Regions from separate parts of the Homo sapiens genome. Here region 2 is linked to region 1. Evidence: read pairs that join two places in POLR2A ChIA-PET (ENCODE). Cell type or tissue: HepG2. All regions are shown on one strand. Each heading gives the region's core, and the rest is flanking DNA. Links, peaks and the distances in the headings are about the cores only.

The links. ChIA-PET counts read pairs that join two places held together with the same protein. Peaks named below come from ENCODE experiments on the same cell type or tissue, not always from the same donor. Only the 100,000 strongest peaks of a DNase experiment are listed, where the experiment ranks them.
Region 2: POLR2A ChIA-PET joins it to region 1 with 5 read pairs; 4 of 35 experiments call an interaction of 5 or more read pairs at or near these places.

Annotation. Positions count from the first base shown.
Region 1 is chr5:131,607,492-131,612,876 of GRCh38, forward strand. All of the region lies in intron 1 of RAPGEF6 (Rap guanine nucleotide exchange factor 6), which reads right to left. Among named protein-coding and RNA genes, the nearest start is that of RAPGEF6, 25 kb to the right of the region's middle. In HepG2, for the core only: no CTCF peak of the experiment used is centred there; DNase peaks (open chromatin) are centred at 2,430, 3,010 and 3,440; H3K4me3 peaks cover 1,266 bases.
Region 2 is chr5:131,763,930-131,769,314 of GRCh38, forward strand. All of the region lies in intron 1 of FNIP1 (folliculin interacting protein 1), which reads right to left. Among named protein-coding and RNA genes, the nearest start is that of FNIP1, 30 kb to the right of the region's middle. In HepG2, for the core only: no CTCF peak of the experiment used is centred there; no DNase peak of the experiment used is centred there.

The DNA.
Region 1 (5,385 bases), core at 242-5,241:
AAAAATCTGCATCCATGCAAGGCAATATTAACTTACAGTTTTATCTTAGGACTCTTAACTCTTCCGCTCTCTGTCATAACACAGTCAGTGGGGGTTGGGTGGGGGACAGACATCTAAACCTCCTGATCTATTTACATATATTACATCATGCTGATTGGACAGAATGAATAAAAGAATAGGCTAGAGGTGACTGGTACCCTTAGAGTCCTTGGTAACACACATGCGGCTCCAGAAAATGGGAGATAAACACTATGAAGACTCAAAAGATATGCCATTTCAGTGAAGTTTTTCGGGATACAGTGGTTGGGGGCACGTCAGGACACCTCCTGCAATGTCGAAGTGACTTTGGCTTTAGGTCAAGATAAAATAAAAGAAACTAGACTTACTCTTCACCTAAAACAACTAAAAACAACAACAAAAAAGACAAATATATAAAACGTTTTTCATAAGATAGGACATCCGGAAATATCTAAAGTGAAGTAAAGATCCACCTGAAAAAATCATTGTAGTAGTCCTGAACTAAGACTGATTCTTCCCATCTTGGTGATATTTAGCAACGTCTGGAGTTATTTTAGGCTGTCACAATTTTGAGGGAGTGGTGCTACTGGCATCATGTAGGTAGAAGAGATACTGCTAAACATAGCCATGCCCATTCATTTACCTATTGGCTATGGCTCTTTTCATGCTATAAAAGCAGAGTTAAGTAGTTGTAAGAAAAATCATCTGGGCCACAAAACCTAAAACATTCACTATTTGGCCCTTTATAGAAAAAGTCTGTTAACCCTGGATAAGAATGTCTATATTTTAAATCTTATCAGTTATGAAATGCTGGGAACATTCCTGAAATCCAAGTTCCCAGATGCCAGCCGCCAAAAAAGACTACTTTACAAATAGGTCTTCCTAAGGACAGCAGTCTCAGATCTGTTCTATTAACTCTTTTTTTGACAGGCTATGTTGAAGTCACATTCAGGAACAGCCTTAAAAGAAAGAGAAAAGGAAAAATCTCCTCAATGGGTAGAGTTGTGAGCAGTAGATATGGGTCATGCCAAAGGATAGCAGCTGCTATGGTTTGGATATGGTTTGTCCCTGCCAAAACTCATGCTAAAATTTGATCCCCAATGTAGCAGTGTTAGCAGGTAGGACCTAGCAAGAGCTGTTTGGGTCATGCGGGTGGATCCCTTGTAAATAGATCAATGCTTGTCTGAGGGGGTAAGTGAGTTCTCACTCTCACAGAAACCAATTGGTTCCCCCGAGAGAGGGTTGTTAAAAAAAGTCTGGCTTCCTTGGTTTCTCTCTCTTGCTTCCTCCCTTACCACGTGATCTCTTTTTTTTTTCGCAGCATCAGCATGGCTCACTGCAGCCCCAACCTCCTGGGCTCAAGCAATCGTCCCACCTCAGATTCCTGAGTAGCTGGGACTACAGGCACATGCACACAACACCATGCCCATTTAGTTTTATTTATTTATTTATTTTATTTTCTGTAGAGACAAGGTCTTGCTTTGCTGCCCAGGCTGGTCTCGAACTCCTGGGCTCAAGCAATTCTGCCTTGGCTTCCCAAAGTGCTGAGATTACAGGCGTGAGCCACTGCGCCCAGCCTGCCATGTGATCTTGCACACACTTGCTCCCCTTTCACTTTTTGCCATGAGTAGAAGCAGTCTGAGGCCCTCATTGGATGCAGGTGGCCAATCTAGAATCTTCCAGTCACCAGAATTGTGAGCCAAATAAAGCTCTTTCTTTATAAATGACCCAGCCTCAAGTATTCTGTTATAGCAACACAAAACAGACAAGACAGTGGCCCAAGGTGAAAATATATGTAAATTCCAGTGCATGGATGTCTGGTCAGGGGTCTAGAAGGAAAAAGACAAAAAGATCAGGGACAAGGAGGGATAGGGTAAAGACACAGGATGGAGACATGGGAATGGGCACAAAGTGTATAAAGTTTTCTGTATTCCACACTAATGCCCACCAAAAGGCATTAAACATGGAAGAGGCACTGAACAACCATGAAGATAAAAAAGGATATCCCAGAACTGGCACAATTAATAGATGATTAGACTGACCACAATGACACTAGATAGAGGCTACACATGTGTCCAACAATATAAACTTCCACTTATCAAGGTCTGTCTAGCTACTGCTACTTCTGAATGTCCAACCTGTCAGCAACAGAGACCAACCGTATGAGTTCCTGATATGATCCTATTATTCAAGAAGAGCAACCAGTCATTTGATAACAAGTAGACTATATATGGTGTCTCTCATCCCAGAACGGCCAGTAGTTCATTTCACAGTGATAGATATCTATATTCTGGGTTTGGGTTTATCTTACTTACCTCAGAGGTTCAGCCAGGATCATAATCCAGGGGCTTCCAGAATGCCTGAACCACAGGACTAGAATCCCACATACCAGAGTCCAACCAGTGGACCCAATTCAAAGCAAACACAGGAGTATGATCACAACCTTGGGACCACTAGTCATATCACATACCACACAATCCAGAAGCAACTGGCCTCACAGAACGCTGTAATAACCTTATAAAGGCATAGCTGAACTTTCAGCTTAAAGGCAATAATGTGAAATAATGGAATGACACCTTTTAATATGAAGATACATCAAACCACAGACCTCTATATGGAGCAGTGTATACAGCAGGAAGAACAGATGGGCCTAGAAACAAATGAGTAGAAGCAAGAGTCACCCATTTATCATTATTCCCAATGAGCCACAAAGGGATTTTGTACTTCCCATTCCTACAGCTATGGACTCTGCATGTTTGCAGGTCCTGGTTCCAAAGGCCTATACTCTTGCCAGGCAACAGTACAAGAGTCTCAGTGAACAAGTTTACAGCTGCCACCAGGGCACTTTAAACACCAGGGCCCAAGAATCAGCAGGTAAGAAGAGTTGCCATTTTGGCAGGGATAACTGATCCTGAGCAGTAGGTGGACGCAGGGCTGCTTTTATGTAATGTGAACAGAGAGGAATGTGTGGAATCCACATGACTCGCTTGGTTATTCCTTTACCTCACTGTAACTGTAAACGGATATATATCCCAGCATTAGCCTGAGAAGAATGATTACCAAGGGTTCAGACATTTCAGGAAAGAAGGCTTGAGTCATACCAACATATAAGCCACTGAGACCTGCAGAGCTGATTATGTGAGGAGAAAACAAAATGCATAGTGGAGGAGAGAGGATAAGTACCAGTTGCAACCCCGAGATCAACCATACAGGGGCTATAATTCTTCCCACCACCATCTCTTGTCTAAGTTTCTTCTCAGGAAAAGAAGCTCATTGAGAGCCATGGAGGAGCTGCTCCCTGAACTTCAAACCTATGTGAAGAAGTAGATTTGTGTGGTGCAAAGTGTAAGCTCAGGTGGCCTTGAAAATATGCCTCTCAGATTCCAAACTACAGGGAGTGTATTTGAACAAAATCCCTATTACGGGGCTCTGTAATTTATCAACATGTTTGAACTGGGGCCCAGCTTCCCATGCGATACTCCCAATCAATAACTGAGCCTGGTAAAAATACTAAGGAATGCCTGTTCTGGGAGACTCAGGAATACTCTGATGGGTTCAAGGATTCTCCTTCCACCTTGCTAAACCACTGTTACAGTGCAGTCTAAGGCTCTTCCACTCAAACTTCCTTTCGTCTCTCCTTCACAAATGTCACATGAGCATTCTGGTGTGAATGCTCTACCAACTCTCTCCATTTTTGCTCAGAGGCATTTTCCCTAATAAATTCCTTGCATGTCTAATATTGTTGTGACAACTGCTTCTAACAGAACCCAGACTAACACGAACACTTTGTAGTATTCAGTAAATAAATTTTCTATACTTTTTGTTGGATTTATTCTTAAATATTTAGTTTTCTAGTATTTTTAAATAATGTCATGTTTGGCTGGGTGTGGTGGCTCACACCTGTAATCCCAATACTTTGGGAGGCCAAAGTGAGTGGAGATCAACTCAGGTCAGGAGTTCGAGACCAGCCTGGCTAATATGGTGAAACCCCGTCTCTACTAAAAATACAAAAATTAGCTATGTGTGGTGGTGCATGCCTACAATCCCAGCTACTCAGGAGGCTCAGGCACAAAAATCACTTGAACCTGGGAGGTAGAGGTTGCAGTGAGCCGGGATCATGCCACTGCACTCCAATCTGCGTGACAGAGTGAGATTCTTGTCTCAAAAAGAGTCATTTTTTAAACTAGAGGCTTTTTGGTTTATTGCTGGTTTACATAAATCAATTGATTCTATATAATAAACTTGAGTCCAACCATCTTGTTAATAAATTCACTTAATTTTCAGAGTTTGTAGATTATTTTTGATTCTCTGCATATACAATGGCCCTGCCTATGAATACAGTATTATTTCTTTCTTCCCAAATTATACACTTTCCCCCATTTTTTCATGCCTTATTATGTAACAATAGCCGGAGTAAGTGTGGCCATATAGAGACAGTCCCCATCTTACAATGGTTCGACAAGATTTCCTGACTTTACAATGATGCAAAAGCGATATGCATTCAGTGGACACTGAATTATGTTTCTGTCTTGTTTTGCTTTTAGAGACGGGGTCTCACTCTGTCACCCAGGCTGAGTGCAGTGACGGCAATCATAGCTCACTGATGCCTCGATCTCCAGGACTGAAGCAATCCTCCCACGTTGGCCTTCCAAGTGGCTGGGACTACAGGCGTGCACCACCATGCTCAGCTAATTTTTTTTTTTTTTTTTTTTTTTTTGGTGATGACAGCCTGGGAAACGATAATTTGAATATCCATTCAATCATTCTGTTTTTCACCGTTTTCTGTACAGTATTCAATAAATCATACCAGATACACAACACTTTATTATAAAATAGGCTTTGCGTTAGATGATTTTGCCCAACTGTAGGCTAATGTAAGTGTTCTGAGCATGTTTAAGGTAGGCTAAGCTATGATTTTTGGTAGGTAAGGTATATTAAATGCATTTCTGACTTACAAGATTTTCAACTTACCATGGTTGTATTATGATATAACCCCATTGTAAGTCAAGGAATGTCTGTACTACAAACACGGCTGCCTGGGCCCCAACCACTGAGTTAGGTGTAGGCAGGCAGGCACTCACAAAATGTCTATCCTGTGGAAATGTGCTTGTAATTTTTGACAAGACAACTTGTTCTGGTGGCAAACAAGTTCTGAAAATTGTAATACACAAAAGTTAGGTTATGGCAAACAGAACTCCCATAACTTGACTTACTCCATGTGGGTAGGCTAGTGTTACAGGGAACCAGAATTTTCTAAGACTCTCAACTAAACTTATATCATATAATTTTCTCCTTTCTCAAGTTACAGGACATCTTCGGCACATCATTAACAATGCCATGAATATATGAGAAAGAATTAGAAATTAA
Region 2 (5,385 bases), core at 298-5,297, 160 kb after region 1:
TAATCTCCAGTATTGGAGATGGAGCCTGGAGGGAGGTGACTGGATGATGGGGATGAGTTTCTCATGAATGGTTTAGCACCATCCCTTTGATGCTGTCCTTGCGTGAGAGAGCTCTCTTGAGATCTGGTTGTTTAAAAGCGTGTGGTACGCCCCCTTGCCTTTTTTTTGCTCCTGCTCTAGCCATGTGAAGTGCCTGCTCCTCATTCATCTTCTGCCATGACTGCAAGTTTCCTGAGGCCTCTCCACAAGCCAAGCAGATGCCAGCATTATGCTTCTTGCACAGCCTACAGAACCATGAGCCAATTAAACCTCTTTTCTTTATAAATCATCAAATCTCAGGTATTTCTTTATAGCAATACAAGAATGGCCTAAAACACCTTTTTTTTTTTTTTTTTTGAGACAGGGTCCCACTTTGTCACCCAGGCTGGAGTACAGTGACATGTTCATGGCTCACTGCAACCTCGACCTCCTGGGCTCAAGTGACTCTCACCTCAGCCTCCCAGTAGATGGGACCACAGGTGTCCACCACCACACCTGGCTAATTTTTGTTTCTTTAGTACAGATGAGGTTTCGCCATGTTGCCCAGGCTCATCTCAAACTCATGGGCTCAAACAGTCTGTCCATCTCAGCCTCCCAAAGAGCTGGATTAGGGGTGTCAGGCCTCCATACCTGGTCATACCTATTTAATGTTTTTTAAAAATTAAGTACACAGTAACTAACAAAATACGACTGAAAGATACTATGAATTTAGTATAGCACTACTGAAAAGAACATCTATACGCATTTGAGAACCAGAACTACACATGCATCAATTATTTACTGTTTATAGATAGTACTCAATATTTTTGTAGAATCGAGGACTAGATACAATAACTCCTCACTCAGATATCAAAATTTTGCCATTTTCAGGCATGAAAATGGCTGTTATACTGCTCTATGACACTATACTTGGTGAAATTAAAACTTCCTTAAAGGTAAGTAGAAGCATGCTTTCTTTAAGATGCATCATACGGCTGGGTGTGGTGGCTCACACCTGTAATTCCAGCAATTTGGGAGGTTGAGACAGGAGGACTGCTTAAGGCCAGGAGTTCAAGACCAGCCTGGGCAACATAGTGAGCCCCTGCCTCTACAAAAAATGAAAAATTAGCCAAGTATGCTGGTGCACGCCTGTAGTCCCAGCTACTTGGGAGGCTGAGGTAAGATGATCACTTGAGCCCAGGAGGTCCAGATTGCAGTGAGCTGTGACAATGTTACTGCACTCCAGCCTGGATGACAGAGGGAGACCTTGTCTGCGGGGGAAAAAAAAAAGCATCATGAAAACTTTTCTTTCAGTTAATGGAAGTGTTTGAGGGAGAAACACCTTTCTAAGACATGTTTCCTTTTCTATTGATTCATATTACATGGGTTTATAGATTCAGCTATAAAAGGCAAATGTAAGCATGCTTTCTTTCAGATGCATCATAAACTGTTTTCTTTCAGTGAATGTAAGTGTTTGATGGAAAATCACCTCTTTAGGCAAACCCTGAGGATATGTTAGAACATGTTTCTTTCTCCATTAGTACCTACTAGGATGAGTTGAGAAATCCAGCAATAAAAGGCAAATGTAAGCATGCTTTCCTTAAAAAGAAATCAAAACTATTTTAATTCACATTTTAAAGAATATTAAACCCTTTTAATCTGCGTGTAAATATCCTTTCTTCTATTCTGATGTCTTCACTTTAAGTATCTGATATTGGCTTCTGTTCCAATGGTTTATCTTTACAGTACATAACTCTAAAGCACATAACAGGTGATACTTTCTTCACCTTTTCTTTTTCCTCTGTATTTCAGCAGAATTTCATCCTTGACCTTCATGACACTTACTAAATACCCCACTTATCAACTCTACTTTTTATTAACAGCCCTATAAAACCTAATTTTGTCACATAAATTTTCATTTCTGTGCAATCTTTATGTTCTCCATCTCCCTTTTCATTGTAATCTTACATCTTCTTTGCCAAGTATCTTCTTCTCATGCTCTGCTGTTTCAGAAAACATTCTTTCTTGCATACTATTGAGGATGCCAAATTATCTGATTACAAATTTTGATTCCAACTAGTAAATTTCAGAAACCTAATCTTTTTCTAAGTCTGCAGATTAATATTCCCTTTCCTCTATTCTATAGTGTTACTGCTTTTTCTTTTTTTTTTTTCTTTTGAGACACGGTCTCACTCTGTCACTCAGGCTGGAATAGTGTAACCTTGAACTCCTGGGCACAAGTGATCCTTCTGCCTCAGCCTCCAAGTAGTGAGGACTACAGAAAGGGTCTTGCTATGTGGCCCAGGCTGGTCTCAAACTCCTGGTCTCAATCAATCCTCCTGCCTTGGCTTCCCAAAGTGCTGAGATTACAGGCATCAGCCACTGCAGCTGGCCTGTAGTTTTTAAAGCCCTGCCCCTACTTATCTTTAACAAGCAGAGACTTCTCCAATCCAAATGTTTAAATTTCCCCGGTCCCAATCTACAATTCAGTTGAATGCTGGTTAAATCTCCTTCTAAGTTATTTAGCCAGGAAGCAGTCAAGCCCAAATGTCATAGTCTAGAAGGTTTCTGTACTGGTCAGGGTTCTCTAGAGAGGTGGAAACAACAGAATATATATACAGATATATGAGAGGGGATTTATTAGGAAAATTGGCTCATGAGATTACAGAGGCTGAGAAGTCCCATGACAGGCCATCTGCAAGGTGGAGACCCGAGATGCAAGCAGCATGGCTCAGTCCAAATCCAAATACCTCAGAACCAAGGAAACCAATGGTGTAATTCTCAGTCTGAGGCCAAAGGCCTAAGAACCTGGTGAGCCACTGGTATAGGTCTTTGAGTTCAAAGGCCAGACAGCCTGGAGTTCTAATGTCCAAAGGCAGGACAATGTTCCAGCTCCAGAAGAAAGACAGAGGAAATCCCATTTCCTCTGCCTTTTTTTTGTTCTGTCTAGGCCCCCAGCCAACTGGATGGTGCCTATCTATGTTGAGGGCTGATCTGCACTCCGTCCACAGACTCCCACACCAAATCTCCTCGGGAAACACTCTTCACAGACACACTCAGAAACAATGCTCTTCCAATTTCCAGGTATTCCATAATCCAGTCAGGCTGAGACCTAACATTAACCACTACGGCTTATATCACTGCAACTCTACTGCACTCCACTTGAAAGTATCTCCTACTATCAGGCTTAAAAGAAATTTTCTTGGCCAGGCGTGGTGGCTCACGCCTGTAATCCCAGCACTTTGGGAGGCCGAGGTGGGCAGATCACGAGGTCAAGAGATCAAGACCATCCTGGCCAACATGGTGAAACCCTGTCTCTACTAAAAATACAAAAATTAGCTGGGCATGGTGTGCACCTGTAGTCCCAGCTACTCGGGAGGCTGAGGCGGGAGAATCGCTTGAACCTGGGAGGCGGAGGCTGCAGTAAGCCAAGATTGCACCACTGCACTCTAGCCTGGTGACAGAGTGAGATTCTGTCTCAAAAAAAAAAAAAAAAAAAAAAAAAAAAAGAAAAGAAATGTTCTTAAGCAGGTAGGACCATCAGTGACAAGACATCATTTTGTACCAGTTTCTATATAATTCAATTTGATCTTGTAAGCTGTGGAAATTCCTTCCAGATTGACAACTGGTTAATCACAAATTAACCTAAATACCATAGGAAGAAGCTGTAAGAGATAATGAATGTAATAAAACTTCAACCACTTTGCTAAACAAGTGAGTAAATGCCTATTTCAAGGAGTACCATTTTAATGCTGGAAGCCTGTATATATAGTAATCATTTTTCTATCTAAGGAATTATAATTCTCTAATCTGACAGGAAAATAATTCCATGACTGATTTGCTAATCTCAGTTCCAAAGACTTTAGTTATCAATTTAGGACTTATTTGTATCACAAAATCTTGATTAATATTTATATAGGCTGTTTATATCCAATTATTTTTCTCTAACTACATCTTAATATACTAAATGTTGTAAGAACACTAATCTTTAGACTTATTTTGTCACAATAAATTCAACTATACTCAGGGTATTAATGTAATTCTAGTGACTGTAATTTACATTTCAATGACAGGGATAGTCAGCTGCTTGGCCATAGTATTACTATCATCATTTAATCAAATTAGATGTGAAAAAAATACCATAACAAAAATATAAACTATTACCAGCATTAAAGTTCCAAAATTCATTTATATTTATTGTACAATTTAACATGCATAAAATTATATGCACAAAAAATTCATTAACATGAATTCTTGGTAAAAATGGCACATTGGCAAATAGTAGATTTCTACACCATAAGAGCTATCATGTATCATAATATGCTATCATATTTACTTAGTATTTTTCAGCAATACGTATACCTAATTGAAATGTACCTGGCCTATGTGGTTTAACTTTCTGACATTAACTCTATATACCTGTGAACTTAAAAACTACAGCAAAACACTGGAAGAATGTTAAATGAGCTAAAACAATAGAGACCCAGTATCCAAGTTGTTTAACTGGGTCATACACAGTTTTTTTTTTTTTTTAAAAAGGGGGGAACTTGTATAATGTGACTTATTTAAAATAAAAAAACAGGCCAGCATGGTGGCTCATGCCTGTAATCCCAGCACTTTGGGAGGCTGATGCGGTTGGACCACCTGAGGTCAGGAGTTCAAGACCAGCCTGGCCACCATGGTGAAGCCCCATCTCTACTACAGATACAAAAATTAGCCAGGGGTAATGTAATCCCAGCTACTCGGGAGCCTGAGGCAGGAGAATTGCTTGAACCCGGGAGGCTGAGGTTGCAGTGAGCCAAAATTGTGCCACTGCACTCCAGCGTGGGCGAGAGAGCAAGACTTCGTCTCAAAAACTAATAATAAAATAAAATAAAATAAAAACAATGTACCTAAATTAGTATAAGGCCATTACTAATTCAAATTATTTAACTCAAATGACTAAGTGGGGACACACATTTAAGGTGTTCACAAAGCATCAAAAATAATTCTAAATAAATTCAGGTCCATGTCAGTAAAATTAGAGAATACCGTTAACTATAAAAATAACTGGATTATGATCAATACACTAATACAATGTCAAGCTTTTAATTTACATTTTACTTATAAATATATATATGGGATACAAACAGAAAAGCACACTGCTTTCCAAAAATCTGCAGTGAAGGTTCCCATGTAAACATACCAAGAAAGAAGAGCAACAAATGGCAGAAAGAGAATCATAAAATAAACATAAACCAAGGACTAACATACTGTACAGTATTTATGAATTACATATTTTAAAACAATAATTAATACTTGCTTAAAACATTTTCAAGAAGTCATTCTAATAATTAAGGTTATTATCATAATTTAACTTTCAATAAA